Regions from separate parts of the Homo sapiens genome. Here region 1 is linked to region 2. The links are chromatin loops, found by intact Hi-C in ENCODE. Cell type or tissue: GM12878. All regions are shown on one strand.

Region 1 (8,000 bases), 270 kb before region 2:
CAGGAATATAACAAGATTTTACATTCAGATGAGCACGCTCCCCTTCAAAGTAGCGACTTTGGCACATTACATTTTTCATTCCAGTGGTGCTGCTTTCATTTGAAAATATATTCCCTCTCCTATTTCTGCTTATTAAAATATTGCCCTTTCTTTAAGTAAAATTGTTTTTCTTAAATAAATTATTGACTTTCTTTCCCTCAATGAGCCAACAATAAATTTAACATGTCTTAACATTTTATTCATTTTTCAATATCCCAGGTAGTGTCCAATTTATCTTCTTTTCCTCTAACAAATATAAGAAGTTTATATAACAGGCACAGAGTAAAAATAAAAATTCAGATTCTATGCAAAGCTTGAGAGACTTTGGCTCAAAAAACCATCATATTTCCAGATGTATCACTAAAAGTAATTTTCATTTATTGGACACTGATGGTTGACATTAAGCTCTTGAAATATCATTAAAATATTTATGCTCTAACCAGTTTGCACAGTCAAATGACTTTTAAAAAATCATTTACAGCTAAGCTGCTGTTATGGAATTTATTATAAGAACTCAATTTTCTCTACCAGTTTTCCTACAAGGAAACGGTAATCCTGGCTACCAGTAGAGACCCCTTAGTTGCTTTGAGACATCAATCAGTTTTATGTCTCAAGGCAACTAAGGGGCGTAAGTGTCTTGTTTGTGTCACGGAGCACTTTTGCGTAAACACATAGACCATCCTACATGGGACTGACACTATAATTCTTCAGATAAATAAGCTTTTGTCCTAATGACCATCTGACAATAAAAATATTGGGGGCTAAGGAGAGGAAGTTAAGGGAGATGGGCAGATATATATAAGCTAAATAGGATATTGTAAAGAAAGTCTAAAAGTTTTATTACCTTCATTTTTTCTAGTTTCTATCACTCCACTTGAGAGCAAGCATAGTTTGAATTTTTCCCTGTGATCTTATTTCTGTACTCAGGGCCAGGAAAGGTGAAATGGGTAAGATTTTAAGACACTGCGTTTCCACCATCCCATCAACTTTTTCCCTTACCCCCATTGCTGATGCCTATAATTCCACCATCAGAGCAAGTTTCCTTAGTCAGATGGCAAAGAGGGTTTATTTTGAATTGAGTACTAATCTGAAATGTGGTAATGGCTGCCTGGAACACAATGCTAATAGGGATCATGATGCCAATTTGATGGATCAGTTAACCCACTTTTATTTTAATTTTAGGCATGTACAGATTGAGGTAGTTGGGACATCCAGATAAGATTACCCAGTGGGTAGTTGAATGTGCAGGTCCGAAGTCCAATAGAGACAATAGAGATAGACATTTTGAGACTTAAGTATAAAGTTGAACCTCTCACTACTCTCCACTTGTGTCCATAATAGACAGGGTGATCCACTCATGCACTTGTTTCTTCTGAGCTCAGCTTGTTTCTTTGTACACTGCTGCTCAAAGCCACCACCAACAGACAGTTGGAACCAGATATGAAAAACAATCTTCATTACAAGTTGTATTAGGTTGGTGCAAAAGTAACTGCAGTTTAGAATTACTCCATGTTTAGCACTCTGTGGGCTAGTACAACAGGATAGTAGTCAAGGAAGTGTTTATGATAGTAAGATCATTATTCAAGTGACTGACCATGTTATCTAAATTGGATAAAAAAAAAAGAAAATAACAGGAATATACTTTAAAATAATTTTTTCCTCATGAGTCACAAGAATCACTATGCCCAGGTACTGTATTTTCTCACCTGGTTTCCTTAGCTCTTGTGAGTGTATTTTCATGCATAGATACTTTTTCAAATTGATGTTCCTGCAGGGAGATGGACCTGGAGAATGCTATTATGCCATCTTCCTGAGGTCCCTCCCAGTCCCAAGAATTGAAACCAATAGAATTCCCATGTCTTGTGCTAACCAATTCTGGGACCAGGAATACTTTTCTCTCCCTATGTTAAATATGATTGAGACCAAGCAAAAATTAGCCTAACTCTTTGCTTCATAAATACCTGTTCCTGTCCACCTATTTAAACTGTTTTCATTTTGAGAATAACTTCTCAGGGAGTGAGTACTTCAAGATCCTCACCTCACTGGGCCTTCCAATCTAAAAGTATCATGTTATAAACTGCCCGTTCGAACCAGTCCATTTCACAGGGTTTTCAGAATGCAGGAACTATCTAGTTTGTCTTTGTGAGCCTAAGCTGAAACTGGAAAAGAAACCTGGAGTATAAGGATAATCTTTCAATCACTTAGCAAATGCCACTTTTGTTAAGTATCCCTCATAATCTCATACAGATACATGAACACACCTCCTACAGTGAATTCCTTTATTGTCTTTGCCACTCTCAGCAAGGAATTGCACGTGTGTGCATGAGTATGTGGCGGAAGTGGTAGCCTCCCACAAATTTCAAGTCCTTTTTCCTGTAATTAAAATACAGATACCATTGGGTGGGTAAAGTTCTGAGTGAATTGCTTAACAAGCATGAGCCAGATTTCGACTATTGTGTTGTGAGTAAGCCCACTCTCTACTGGGAAGTACTTGGGGGCTAAAGTGCTTGCCTGTATTTCTTCTGCAGATGTCACACCTTGTCACCAGCCACCCCCACCGTGAGGAGAACACCCTGCAGGCATCTGTTCCCTTGAGTAAATGCCACCCTCCAAAGGGTTTTATTCTTTCTACAGGATAAAACATGCTTTCTTTGCACAAAGTCCATTCCTGATTCCATAAGGGGCGCACATGCCAAAAAAAAATTCTTCTCAGAACTAAATAAGTGATCTAAAATGCAGAGGATACAAAGTTTTGTGTTTTTCCCACTGGCTGCATCTTATCAAAGGAAAGATTCTTATTGCTGAATTATGAACAACTGATGGTGTGCATTAATTAAGTTATTGGAGTGAAAAGAAAAAAAGGGAAAACTAACAAGTATTTTGGTTGTCAGACACAGGAGCCTTTCCATGCAACAGAGTAGAAAAAGCCTGGTAAGATGTATTTTGTTGGATTTCTTCAGTCTTTGCCTGGGGCAGTGCAACCCCTGGCTTTGAACAAGGTCAGGTGCATTGTGCATGCCCACGATTTAAAGAGCATTGAAAGATTCCTGCAGGGGGTGTAACCCCAGTAACAAATGGCTCTGTGGAGGAGAAGGGACCCCACACAGACTGCCTCTTTATCTCCCAAAGGTAGGGGCCCTGCAGGCTCTTAACTAGTGGGGGTGGGTTAACACCTGCTCCCAGAAAAAATGTACTCAGGCTCTCTGGTCACAGGTAGCTGACTTCCTGATAGGCAAGGCTGGAGGCCCCTTTCATGGGGAATTTTTCTGTCTCCGTATAAATGCAAAATGGATTGTAAATAACTGTACAATGTTTTCCAAGTTGAAGGTCAATAGGCACTAACTCTCAAAGCATGTAGCAAGGAAATCCCCCCCGAAAGTGTCAAATATGTGTACACATTTCTATGTTGTATATAGTTGTCCATTTTTTTATTTCAACATTACCTTTGGATATATAAATATTTTTATTAAGCGTCATAGTGCACTTGATTAAGAAAATTTGGGATACCTGGAGTAAATCAATCAGATAATTGATATTTATATTGAAGCTTACTGTGTGTGGCTACCAGAAAATATGTCATTTAGGGAACACTTTAATGATAAGTCATGGTCCCTGATTTTAAGCGGTTGGCAGATTATTTGGAGAATGGTGCATGCACACACATAACATTTCTAGCAAATCAACAAGAACCAACTTGTACAACATACCACAAATATTAATAGAAGATATCGATGCTCAGGCTCTGTCAAGTGGAGGAATAAATAGGAGTTAATCAGAGGTGTCTTCCACAAGGATTTCTTATGTTGTTGTAGAGGATGTGGATCTCACTCCAGAGACTTGTGCTTGAAAGAAATGTCATTTATTTACCATTTTCAAATGAATTAATTCAGACTTTTATAATGATCAAAATGCAGTGAATTCACCTTCTGTGAACAAAAAGCAATGACAGATGAAATATTTTTTAAAAAGAAAAAAAAAGCGGGAAGATCTAACTAGGCTCTGGTACAAGATAAACATCTCCGTGGACCAGAAACAAAAGAAAACCATAAATCGTGGGTTGTCTGAGCTCTGGAAGTAGACACTAGTGACTGAGGGTTTGGTCCCTATGGGAAAAGGAGTTTTAAATGTGAGTGAGACCTGGAGCAGAGCCAGGCTTCCTATGTGATGCCAGAGGCAAACAACGCTCGCTGCTCTATTATGACTATGGCTTCAGATGAAGCTGCAAACCTGAAGAGACAAAGGGCGAAGACGAAGTGTGACTCCCAGGAACCGAGCCAGCACCATGCAGACTCGGTAATGGATCTGCTATACTCCACAATGTCCCCTAGGGGCAGTACATCCCAAGCTGGATTGTAAACCTGATTCTGGTTTAGGAGTGAAAGGGCTGGGCTAGGTAAAGAAAACCACTAAATTCTTAGGGAGGGAAAAGTTTGAAGGGGATGCTCAAAATGAGCCTGCAAACCAAAGTTCAAAAACACATGAAGAAGTCTAATTTCTCAAAGGACAGCCAAGGAACAGAAGACTTGGTAGTATAATTCAGAAACAGTAATTCACCCGAATAAAAATTATTTTAGAGAATAGCCTGAAAATAGGTCAGAATAAATTTGTTGATGTGGTTCAAAGACATAATAAAGCATTTATACATTAAATAAATAAATTATGGAACATAAATAGGCAGAAATGAAATGAAGCAAATTAAATCACATCATCAGCTCCCACATTGTTGGAAGAGCTGGGAACCAGCCTATGTAATAATCAGACTCCTTCCCCTACCTCGGAAGGGATGATAAGACTATGAGGCTTATCTAATATTATAAGATGAATGAAAGATCCCTATGGTTAGTCCATCCTGGCCATTGTTACTATCCTCATGTCTAGGCTCTTACAGTCTTCCATGATGACTGAACTGCTTGAGTTACAGGTGGACAGAGGTTATATGAAGCTGAGACCCCCTCCTGTTCAGAGCTGAGACTGCCTACCTTGCATCTCTTCAGAAGTCATGTCACTGAACAGAATGCCACCAAGAAGGAGGACACTTTCTCTCTTAGAACATTCTATTACTATTGTGTTTAAATATACAGATTCTCAGGCTGGGCTTGGTAGCTTAATGCCTGTAAATTCAGCACTTTGTGAGACCAGCATGGGAAGATTCCTTGAGCCGAGATATTTGAGACTAGCTTGGGCAACATGGAGAGATCCCATCTCTACAAAAAAAAAAAAAATTAACCAAGAGAGGTGGCCAGTACCTGTGGTCCCAGCTACTTGGGGAGACTGAGGCAGGAGGATTGCTTGAGCCCAGGAGGTTGAGGCTGTGGTAAGCCATGTTTGTGCCACTGCACTCCAGCCTGGGCCTCAGAGTGAGACCCTGTCTCCAATATATATGTTATATATATCAGATACGTATCCATATACATATATAACATATATATAATTGTGTGTGTGTGTGTGTGTGAAGGGGAGAGAGAGAGAAAGGTTCTCCGGCCCTACTCAGAAATTTTGATTTCCTAGATCTGGGGCAGGGCTTAGAAATTAGCATTTCTTACCAACTCCCTTATGATTCTTGTGCAGCAGGCCCATACTTTGGAAAACACTAATATCGTTTACAATCCTCATTTTTCAAGTGATAAAATCAGGCAGAACCAGAGAGAACAATACTTGCCCAGGTCACACAGCTAATTGTTGTTATAATAAAGCCCAACCCTTTTTTTCTGCTTGTTTTGGGTTTAATTCTCTCCTGTTTGTCTGGTTTCTTGGGTGGAAACTGAAGTCATTGATTTGAGACCTTTCTTCTAATATAGGGGATGAGTGCTGTAAACTTCCTCCTATGCACTGCTTTATTGGAATCCCACAAATACTCATATCTTACATTTTCATTTTCTTTCACTTCAAAATACTTTTTAATTCCCATTTCAAATTCTGTTTTGATCCATAGATAATGTATAGGTGTGTCACTTATTTTTCAAATACTTGGAAATTACCCTCCCTGGACCACACTTCGAAACTGTTTCTAGGCAATAAGTTGGGGGCACTTACAGGGCTCACCTCATTTGTTTCCTCTCTCTCAGATATCACTGGCCTTCATTGCCTGATGTCCAATGTCCTGAAAATGTTTGCTTCATATATTTTGTTCAAGTTTTTAGTTGTTTCAGGTGGGAAGGTAAATCTGCTCCTTGTTATTCCATCTTAAGCAGGAGGCCACTCCAGCACCTACCTCACCCCACAACACAGCTAGAGGGTCAAAGCCGGGCCATGCCACAGCTCTGTGTCCATACACGATCCTCTCAGGGCAGCGTGGTGGCCCCTCCCTGCTCAACCTCATTATCCTAATTTCAAGCTTCCTTCAGCCGCAGGGAAACCTGTCCTGCCTGCAAAGAGGATGGAGCTCCTTGAAGAAGGAACTGTGTTTTCTCCAGCAGCTCGCCAATGCCCAGTATACACTAGGGGCTCAGTTATTGTTTGTCTTGTTTTCTTGTTGACTCTACTCTAACTTAGGACATGTCACTTTCCCCTGCTGACCTCCATATTCAGATCTGTGAATAAGAGTAAGTGGGTAACGTACCTTCTACCTTTAACTATAGAGCAAACCCTAAAACTAGAACCAGAAGCTGAGGACTTGTGAATGGGGCATTTTCCCTGGCATGATGGATAGGACCTACAGATGTGGCTATTAGGATGTTAGCTTGCCACTTGAATATTTCTGCAGAATTTTACCCTAGTTTTCAAATCAGACTCAAGAATGACCTTTAGTGTTGGTGGTTTTTTTGTTTTTTGTTTGTTTGTTTGCTTTTTCTGTGAGTGTGTGTATTTTGAGACTTTGACACAATAGCTTCTGGAAATCTTTTTCACGGAGAGTATGTGGGCTTCTTTGGCCAAATTGGGTGGATGAAGGCTCCCATGTGCTTGGCGGCTGCTATGTGAGCTGCAGCATGCCCCATGCATCCTGCTCTTCTACAGAGGTTTTTTCAGACATTACCCTGTGTCTGGCCATGTCATTTGTCAGAGGTGTAAAACCAACAACCAAAAGCCTGAAGCTGCTGGGATGAGCACCTGCTGCAGAATCCTGGCCCCTCACAGAAACATTAAGAAGGTGCTCCCGCCCTCCGCCACTGCGACTGCCAGGATCCTACTCCCTGGAACACCATAGTCTGTGTAGGCAGCAGACCTGGTGAGAGCTGCCATGATGGTGAGGGCTGAGAGCCAGATGGTTGGGTTAGAAAGGCAGCAGCCTGGCCTCCTGAGAGCAGAGAGACTCGGCCTCCATCTCCCACTGGGAGCTGCCATCTTGTCGCAGCTTTCCTCAGGAGCACTAGGAACGCTTTCCCAGGACCCCCTTTCTCAGCTTCCCTTAGCAGGACTCCCAGTGGGCTGCGGCGGCCGGGGACTTGGAGCAGGGAGCGGAGGGGCAGCCAATGGACCTGAGGTGGGCTGACGGCCAAGGAGCCTCCTCAGGGCCTGTCCCTGCCTGGCTCTGGGCCTGCGCTGCCTCCACAGCCTCCGGGAGTCCCCCTGTTGGAGACTTTAAACAGATCTGAATTGCCCCATAGCTTCCGGAATACAATGACATTTGCATGTCTTAATTTTTCTAAATAAAAGAAATCTGCTTCTGACACCCCTTTACCAAGGTTGATGGGAAGGTTGGCTATCAGGGCTTAGTTGACACTCTTGGATCTTACAAGAACCTCAATCTTACATTGCCAAGAAAAATGGAAGATAACTCAGTTGAAGTGGAGCTATTTTCTCTTATGCCTCAGGCCTTTAAGGGTATACAAACAACTAGCATCGCATACAGTCCCTCCAACACTCTTCCACACTCCCACTAAGCTCAGCTAAGGGAATCTTTGCTGGGACCTCCAAAGCTATGCTGCTTGGTTCCCAGTTTCACAGAGTCATTTCTATCTGAGATTCTACCATCTCTAGAATATTGTAGTGCAGTGACCTCATCGCTTTGCCCAGTTGCAAGA
Region 2 (8,000 bases):
AGAGTGCTGATGGAAGAAATCAAAGACTTAAATAAATGGATGGTTATACCCTGCTCATGAACTAGAAAACTCAATAATGTAAAGATGTCAATTCTTCCTAAATTAATCTGTAGATTTAATACAATTCCATTCAAAATCCTAGGAGGATTTTTTTGTAGATATTGACAAACTAATTCTAGAATTCATATGGAAAGGCAAAAGAACTAAAAGAGTCATAGCAATTTTGAAAAAGAATAAAGTTGGAGGGCCTACACTATGTGCTTCCAAAATGTATTCTAAAGCCACAATAATCAAGATACTGTAGTGTTGGCATGAAGTAAGCATACAGATCAATGGAACTGAATTGAGAGTCTAGTAATAAACCCTTACATTTTAGCTAATTGATTAGTGACAAAAGCTCTAAGACAATTCAAGGGAAGAAAGGACAGTCATTTCAACAAATGGTGCTGGAACATTTGGACTCCCACATACCAAAAAGAAAATACCTTTGACTCATACTTTATCCCTTATACAAAAATTAAAGTAAAATGGATCATAGACCTAAGTGTAAAACATAAAACATGAAACTTCTAGAAGAAAATAGAAATGTTCAAGACTTTTTGGTTAGTTAGAGAATTCCTCAATACAACAATAAAAGTTGGATGTATTAAAAAATCGATAAACTGGTTTATCAAAATTAAAACTTTTGCTCTGAGAAGACATTGTTAAGGGAATAAAAATGACAAGGCAGTCGCTGGGAGAAGTAATTTACAAATTACATTTCTGACACAAGACTTATATCCAAATTATTGTACTGAACAACAAGAAAACTCAATAAAAGCAAGTAGTTAAAATTACCTCTGCAAAACACTTCAACACTTTAAAATTTTATTTGCGTTTCTGTTTTTTCCAGGCAGTAATGGGTCCAAACATAACCTCTCATCAATTTGTATCTGTAGCATATTATTTAACTTTGGAATTGGACTTTTGATCTGTTAACTTTTGGTGTACTTTATATTGACCCAAAAGAAGTTAGTTTTCTTTGAATTCAGGAGATAAATTTCATACAAGTCCTTAGTAAAGAGACCACTTTTTCTATCAAATAAAATTGATTCTTTAAACACCAAAAGAAAGTACAAGTTCCTGAGGCATCAAAATTTATTTTCTCTTCTTTTAAATAATGAACCCTGAGCATGAATCACCACATTTGTAACCACCGTATTTCTTCCTTTCCCTGCTACCAAAACTAAACAATTCTGGAACATAATGATGAAAGAAATGACCCTTATTTTCCCTTTGCTCATGTTTCTACATTTATTTCTCATGACCTGGTACCATGTTTTTGTAAGTCATTATAAATCATATTTAGGAACAATGTGAGTTATAACAAACAATCAAAGAAATTCTGCATGAAAGAAATCCTATAAAATTGAGTTATTTAACATTTAACTGTCTTTTTCCACATGAACACCTGTCCTTTTTGCCCAAAACCCTACCTGCTTAGACCATATAGCTCTGCTGGAAACAAGAGAGAATAAGCCATGATTTCCAGCACTATATCCAGTTTGTTTCTAATGACTGCACTCTTGTCTGGATCTATTTTATTTTTTATTTCTGTACTTCTCACCGCCTGACTTATTAGACAAAACATAAATAAATGTCTCCATCTAGTAGACTGTAAGCTCCAATCCCCAGCACCTAGAACAGTGTCTGGCACACAGTAGATGCTCAATAAATATTTGTGAAATAAATGACTGCCCAAGGCATTTCTCTCTACCTCATTCCCTCACATTCTTCCAGTGATCCTGGCCAGCCCATGGCAGTATTGTTGCTGAAAACAGGAAAATATGCTGCCCTCCACTTCTGCTTTCTTCCAGCATTAGTGATCATGTCTTTTTGCCAATTTCTTTGCTAACTAGATATTGAGGATAGAGGATCATGAGAAGCGGCATCCTTGGTTGCCCAATCTGATTCCAAAAGTCCAGCACCAATGTCCACCAATGTCTACCATATAAAGCAGAAACAAAGTGCAGCACTCACTTCACATTTCAGATGAAAATAGGATACATGATTTCAAAGCAGTTCATGGTAGAGGCTGGTTTCCTACTAAATGCAACTACCAAAGTTATCGCTCTTTGGACTTAGCATCAGGAGAATTGTTTACTAGTCCAGGATCTACCATTAATTGCATCTTCACCAAGTCCCAGCCTGTTAGTTTGAAGACAGTTAACAATACTGAAACAAAGTCATGATTTAGAGCAACTAAGTGTTCTCAAGAGAGGGACAGGGAGTTTCCGGGGAAGGTAGGCAGTGGGTGCCCAGCAAAATCATATGTGAGGCTTTTCAAACTACACAGGGTTTGAAACTCTTCTGAAACTCCTCCACCCCAATCCACCCCTTGAGAATTGCCACCATAGAGTGAGCCACTGTTGCTATTACTATTGGGAGTATGGAAAACTCAGAGAAGCTTTTCCAGGTTTCAGGTGTAAGCTTGTTGAGGAATTGGACCAAGATTTACTATGCTTCTTAGTGACATCCATGGAATCTAATACAGGGTAGTCCTGTCTTTACTTACTTTTCCAACCTCAGCTCCTTTCCTCCCCTCAGCCACACCCTAGGCATCTCCCATGGTATTGGACTTCTGATTACCAATCTGTGCCAGACCTTGCATCACCTGTCCCCACCTCTGGGAGACACAGTTTGTTGCCTACCTAACAGCCCAACAGGCAGTCTCACTTTCCTCCTTGCTAACAGAATTCTGATTGTGTTCAGACATGGAGCATGGATGCTCAGGTAGGTGAGCCCCTCCTACAGCTCCGGAAAATAGCTTGGGCAAAACAATCATGGGCCCCTCTTCTCCTTTGCCAATGACTGGTTTCAGGGTAAGCGTTAGACCACTTTGGCCAGTGACGCGGGGAACTTCGGGGAAAATTTGTCCTTTATTATCTAGAGAAAGATTAAGCAGCAAGCCCCGGCCTTCTTTTTTCTGCTTTGGATGTTGTCATGTGAAGGCATGATGGAGCTCTAGTCACCCTGGAAAAAGAAGATAATTTTCTAGAAGCCACCAAAGAGCTGTGGCCACTTCGAACGACCTACCTTCAGATGTTCTAAGCAAGAAAGTAGAGTAACCTAAACATATTACAACAAAAAGTGTCCCTCTGGAATCCTACCACATGGCCTAGAATTTTTCTCCTAGACCAGCCCTTCTCATTTTCTTTTTTTTTTTTTTTTTTTTGAGACGGAGTCTTGCTCTGCTGCCCAGGCTGGAGCTCATTTTCAATTCAAAGCTCAACTACAGTTTCTTTGGGGAGTCTTCACTACGTCCCCAGACAGATGAGTCCTAGACGATGTTATCCTCATATCTGTCTTTCCAACTAGACTGTGAGCTTCTCAAAAGCAAGCATTTTCGCCCTTGGCAGAGGCCCTGGCATATGTTGAGCATTTATTATATGTCGAATGAATGAATAAACAAAAAACAATGAATGAAAAGATGGACACACAGGATGCCCTCCATGCATTAGATGAAGACTTGACTGATGGAATACGGCCCTCAGGCTGTCTACATTCTACTGCAGACTACCTTTAGGCGCTGGTGAGCAAAGACAGAGATAGTAAAATGAACATGTCCTGTTTTGTCAGACTTCTCATTGGGAATTGCGCCCCCTACCGACATGCCTTGCAGCAGAGGTGGGCCAGTCTATCAATCACAGTCGGTCATGTGCCCATTCCTGTTGTGTAAACCTCTCCCTGTCTGCTGAGATGGCTTGGTTCTGTTTTGGTCCAGTATGTCAATAAGATTGCTATAAGGGGCCGGGTGCAGTGGCTCACTCCTATAATCCCAGCACTTTGGGAGGCCAAGACGGGCAGATCACTTGAGGTTAGGAGTTCGAGACCAGCCTGGCCAACATGGTGAAACCTCATCTCCACTAAAAATACAAAAATTAGTCCCACGTGGTGGCCGGCGCCTGTAACTCCAGCTACTTGGGAGGCTGAGGCAGGATAATCGCTTGGACCTGGGAGGTGGAGGTTGCATGCAGTGAGCCGAGATCACACCACTGCACTCCAGCCTGGGTGACAGAGTGAGAGTCTGTCTCAAAAGAAAAAAAAAAAAAGAGAGAGAGAGAGAGAGACAGAGAGAGACTGCTATACGGATAGAGAAGATGGGATTCTCTCTCTCCCTCTTTGTCTCTGTCTCTCTCTCTGAAGGAGCAGATAAGCCTGAAGGTGCAAGTCCTATTTATCGTCCATACTAAGAACCAGTAAACACAGAGAGAAAAACAGCTAAGATATACAAGAGAGAGAACTAGCCCTGGAACCTTGTATGAGCCTCTGGAACTAGCTATAGCTTTAAACTGAAACCCTCGACCTTTTCATTTATGTGACCCAATCAATTTCTACATAGTATAAGGCAATTTTCAAGTGACCAAAACCCAACCCAAAGAAAACAATTCTGACAAATACGATGGGTAATGATGAGGGCAGTCTGACAACACCCCCTCCATCTGCAGGGCCCGTGCACTGGCAGCCCTAATCTTGGCCTCTGTGATGCTGTCAGCAAGTAAGGCATCCTGGAGGAAGCCTAACCATGAACAAGTCAGGGTGGGAAAGAATGCCCCCACCCCACAACACACACATCACCACATCAACACAAAGGGGGAAAAATCAAGCAGTATGCTATGTACTCCATGAACATCATATAACCTAAGTCTGTTGTAATGATTATAATATTAATAATACCTATTTTACTTTAAGGGAACTGAGGCTCAGAGCAGTTCAGTAACTTGCCCAAGGTCACACAGCTAGTTACTGGAATTTAAATAGCATTCTAGACTTTTCCCACTCTCTGATCCCCTGGCCTTGGGAGGTGGACAGCACCCCTCCACCCACCAGCTCCCCCCAAACGCCACAGGGCATACAGACCTGAAGCCTCACAACCCAAGCCCCCTGGAGTCAGAGCAGCCTCCAGACCCGGCTTTTGAGAAGCCCCAGGTAACTAACCAATGTGTAAGGTAGGTTATTCAACAACAAAAGTAAAGAGCCGGGGCAAGGGAAGCGGCGGCACCCAAGCTGGTCGCGCGTGAAGCGCTGCAGGGGGAAACACTGGAGCTGGCACGCTCGCTCTTGGCCCCACGATCGGCCTTGAACCCCAGCCCCAGCTCCGCGCTCTCTCCAGCAGTTTGACCCCCAGTATCTCCTCTCCCCTCGGCTCTGCCGAAGTCACTGGCCCCGCAGGGCTCTGGACGATTAGAGACCCACACCGCTCCAGCCTTGCCCCGGCCCCCTGCTCCCGTCCCGTCCAGATGTTGGCAGCTGCTCGCCTCGAGGCAGCGACCAGACCCCGACCCCGCCACTGCGCCGCGGCCCCGCGGCCCCGCGGCCCCGCGGCCCCGCGAGCTCCTGGCTGCCCCAGCGCGCCCAGAAGGGGCGCAGCGCATCTCCCGCCGCAGTCGCGCGGCCCCGCACTCGCTCCGGCGCGGGGTGAGCCGTCCCGAACCCACCACCGCCCCCGCCTGCTGCGCTGGCCCAGCTCACCTCGCCGCCCGCGCCCACCGAGCCTCTCGGCGCCCTCACCCGGCTCCCGGCCCAGGCTCCCAGCGCACCCGCCTGGGGCCGGCGTTGGCTGCTACCGCGCGGGGCGGGGCGCGGCTCCTCCCTGCCCTGAACCACCTGGGGCGCGGGAGGGGGCCGGGCCGGGACAGGTGAGCCTCGCCCGCGAGGGAGCAGCCCCGGGCCCGGCTCCGCTGGGAAACCGCAGGGCTCCACCACGAGGTTGAAAGGAGGCCCAGGCGGGCGGCAGTGTGGTAGTGGCCAGCGCTGGGGAGGCGGCAAGGAGCCTGTTCCCACCCAGCCAGCCCGGCTCAGGAAGTGAAAGAAGCACGGGATTCGGACCCCACCCAGCTTAAAGAGGGGAGGGTCCAACCCCTTTCTTCCTAGAAAACCAATGTAGAAACGAGGAGTGCAGACCCTCGGGAGTGAAAATGATTGGGCCAAGGGTGCAGGTGAGTTAGTTCAGGATTGGAAGAACTCTGAAAGACCTTTTTTGACCATTCCATCCAACCCCGTCCCCACCTTGCCCACCCGTCAAGTGATTCCCTCCCCCTTTTTAAATAATGACATTAAGCTATAAATAAGATAATTTCATATAGTGACGTCCTCCCCACCCCTGGACGGTAAGCCCCAGGAGAGGCAGGAACCTTACCCGTCCACTACTGAATCACCAGAGCTTTGAAAACTCAGGGCATTTAATACCTGATGAACAGACTAGGTGGCGCCCAGTCTTTTGCGTCCAGCGTTAGACTGGTCCCCTCGGCCCAGAGCTGCTCCAGCATCATTCCAAGCTTACTAGGGAGAATCCAGAGGCAAGCTGTTAGATTCCGGGCCACCTGTCCTCTCTCTACTGCTTACTCCCCACCCACTGCCAGCCAGGCAGCTGGGATGTGGGAGGTCTACACTCCCAGGGCACCTTATAGTGGTCAAGCAAATCTTTAACTTCTGAAGATGCCACAGACAGGAGAACTCTGAAATAAAACACTGTCCGGCCAGCCTTGCACTGTGGAAACACAGCTCAGAGTATGGGCCACTGACCCAAGATTCCATGGCTGGTAGCAAAGCTGATCCTGGGTCTGCATTTCTAAAGACAGTTGGCTGGTCTGGGGCCTTTGAGGGGCTGCTGGTTATGCCTGCAGTGGGGAAACCTGGGTACAGAACTTCTGCAGAAGTGGGGTCTGGGTTTGGTCCTCTGCTGAGACTTCTAATCTGTCTTTCCAGACCTCTGAGGTCAAGCATCTCCTGAGCCAGCTTGCATTTATTGAGGCCCCTGACAACCGCAAAAACAAAAACAATGGTATTTTTAGGTGTTCCATTTAACAAATGGCCTTCACTCACACACACACACACACACACACACACACACACACACACACACGAGGTAATGTGTCATGCTGCTCCTCACATGTTAATTTCAAGACTCGTTAAAAAAATCCATTCCGTGAAAAAATTCATTTCACTGCAGAAAGCACTGTACAACTTTAAAGTTGTATGGAGAACATTCCTTCTTATGACTATTTCAGTACACTTCCGTGACTATATATTAAACCTCCAAGGCCAAAATGGGAGGATCTCTATTAAGGTGAGGTCAGGGCCAAGAAGACTGCTCCACCCCTCCACTGACAACAAGCCCAACACTCTTAAGGTCTAGACACCCCACCCCTTCAGTGGGTTCTGCACATATGGGTATTTCAGATCTGGTGTTACCTGGCTGGCTACGTCACACTGGGCAAGGCCAACCTAGAAAAGGTTATATGGGATGCCCCACCTAGGTGTGCCCTACCTCAGTTGCTACTCCCTCTATGGTGGCAGGGAATCTGGTGTCCCAGGGTGGAGCTGTGGTGGGGCCTGCACTTTGGGACAGCCACTTGCACCAGCAGGTAGGGCTGAGCAAAGGAGCACCTCTGGGTCTCACTCACATGAAATGGACCTAGACCTTTTTTTGTGTTGGTTTCAGTCAGTAGAGCATGTGATCCCCTGTGATTTAAAATCCTGCTGCTGTGCGTGTGATCTTGGCTGGGCCAGCCTGCTAAGTGATGCCACCCAGACAGGCCTGAGAATCATCAGGAGGGTACAGGTTCTGCCCCAGTGCTTGCTTGCTTGCACGTGATCTCTCCCTCCCCACCCCACTCTCTCTCCTGTGCTTGCTGAGCAGCCTTGGGCATGTTCCTCAATTGTGTGTTTTTCCTACTTGGAAAATGTGCAGCCATGAAATCAGACAAGATCTCTGTTTGAAGTTTTTTGCTTAAAAGGGGTATCTGAAATAAGAAGTTCTGATACTGTTGTGTGGCTAAGTTAAATAATCCACGTAAAGTGCTTGAGCACAGCGCCAGCACAAAGCACCTGCTCAGTGAACAGTAGCTCTGCCTAGCAGTGCAAAGAGAGCCAGCCCACTTCTGATCAACATTAAAATGCTGGAAATAGGGACAAAACCACTGATAGACTTCATAAGACTCTAGAATGAATTAATTAAT

The links. Hi-C counts contacts between places; a loop is a spot of excess contacts. Peaks named below come from ENCODE experiments on the same cell type or tissue, not always from the same donor. Only the 100,000 strongest peaks of a DNase experiment are listed, where the experiment ranks them.
Region 1: a loop joins it to region 2, with 2.8 times the contacts of the local background. A loop is called at or near these places in 9 of 110 quality-filtered maps.

What each region holds. Positions count from the first base shown.
Region 1 is chr2:149,309,997-149,317,996 of GRCh38, reverse strand. No RefSeq gene overlaps it. Among named protein-coding and RNA genes, the nearest start is that of MIR9899, 16 kb to the left of the region's middle. In GM12878, a CTCF peak has its summit at 4,364; a DNase peak (open chromatin) is centred at 4,386.
Region 2 is chr2:149,036,313-149,044,312 of GRCh38, reverse strand. LYPD6B (LY6/PLAUR domain containing 6B) reads right to left here and starts at 5,614. Exons shown (of 7, transcript NM_177964.5): 1 at 5,512-5,614. RefSeq lists enhancers at 5,122-5,181, 5,222-5,271, 6,485-6,544 and silencers at 5,352-5,511, 5,522-5,861. In GM12878, CTCF peaks have their summits at 3,649 (motif pointing left) and 5,421; a DNase peak (open chromatin) is centred at 3,630; H3K4me3 peaks cover 1,313 bases; H3K27ac peaks cover 683 bases.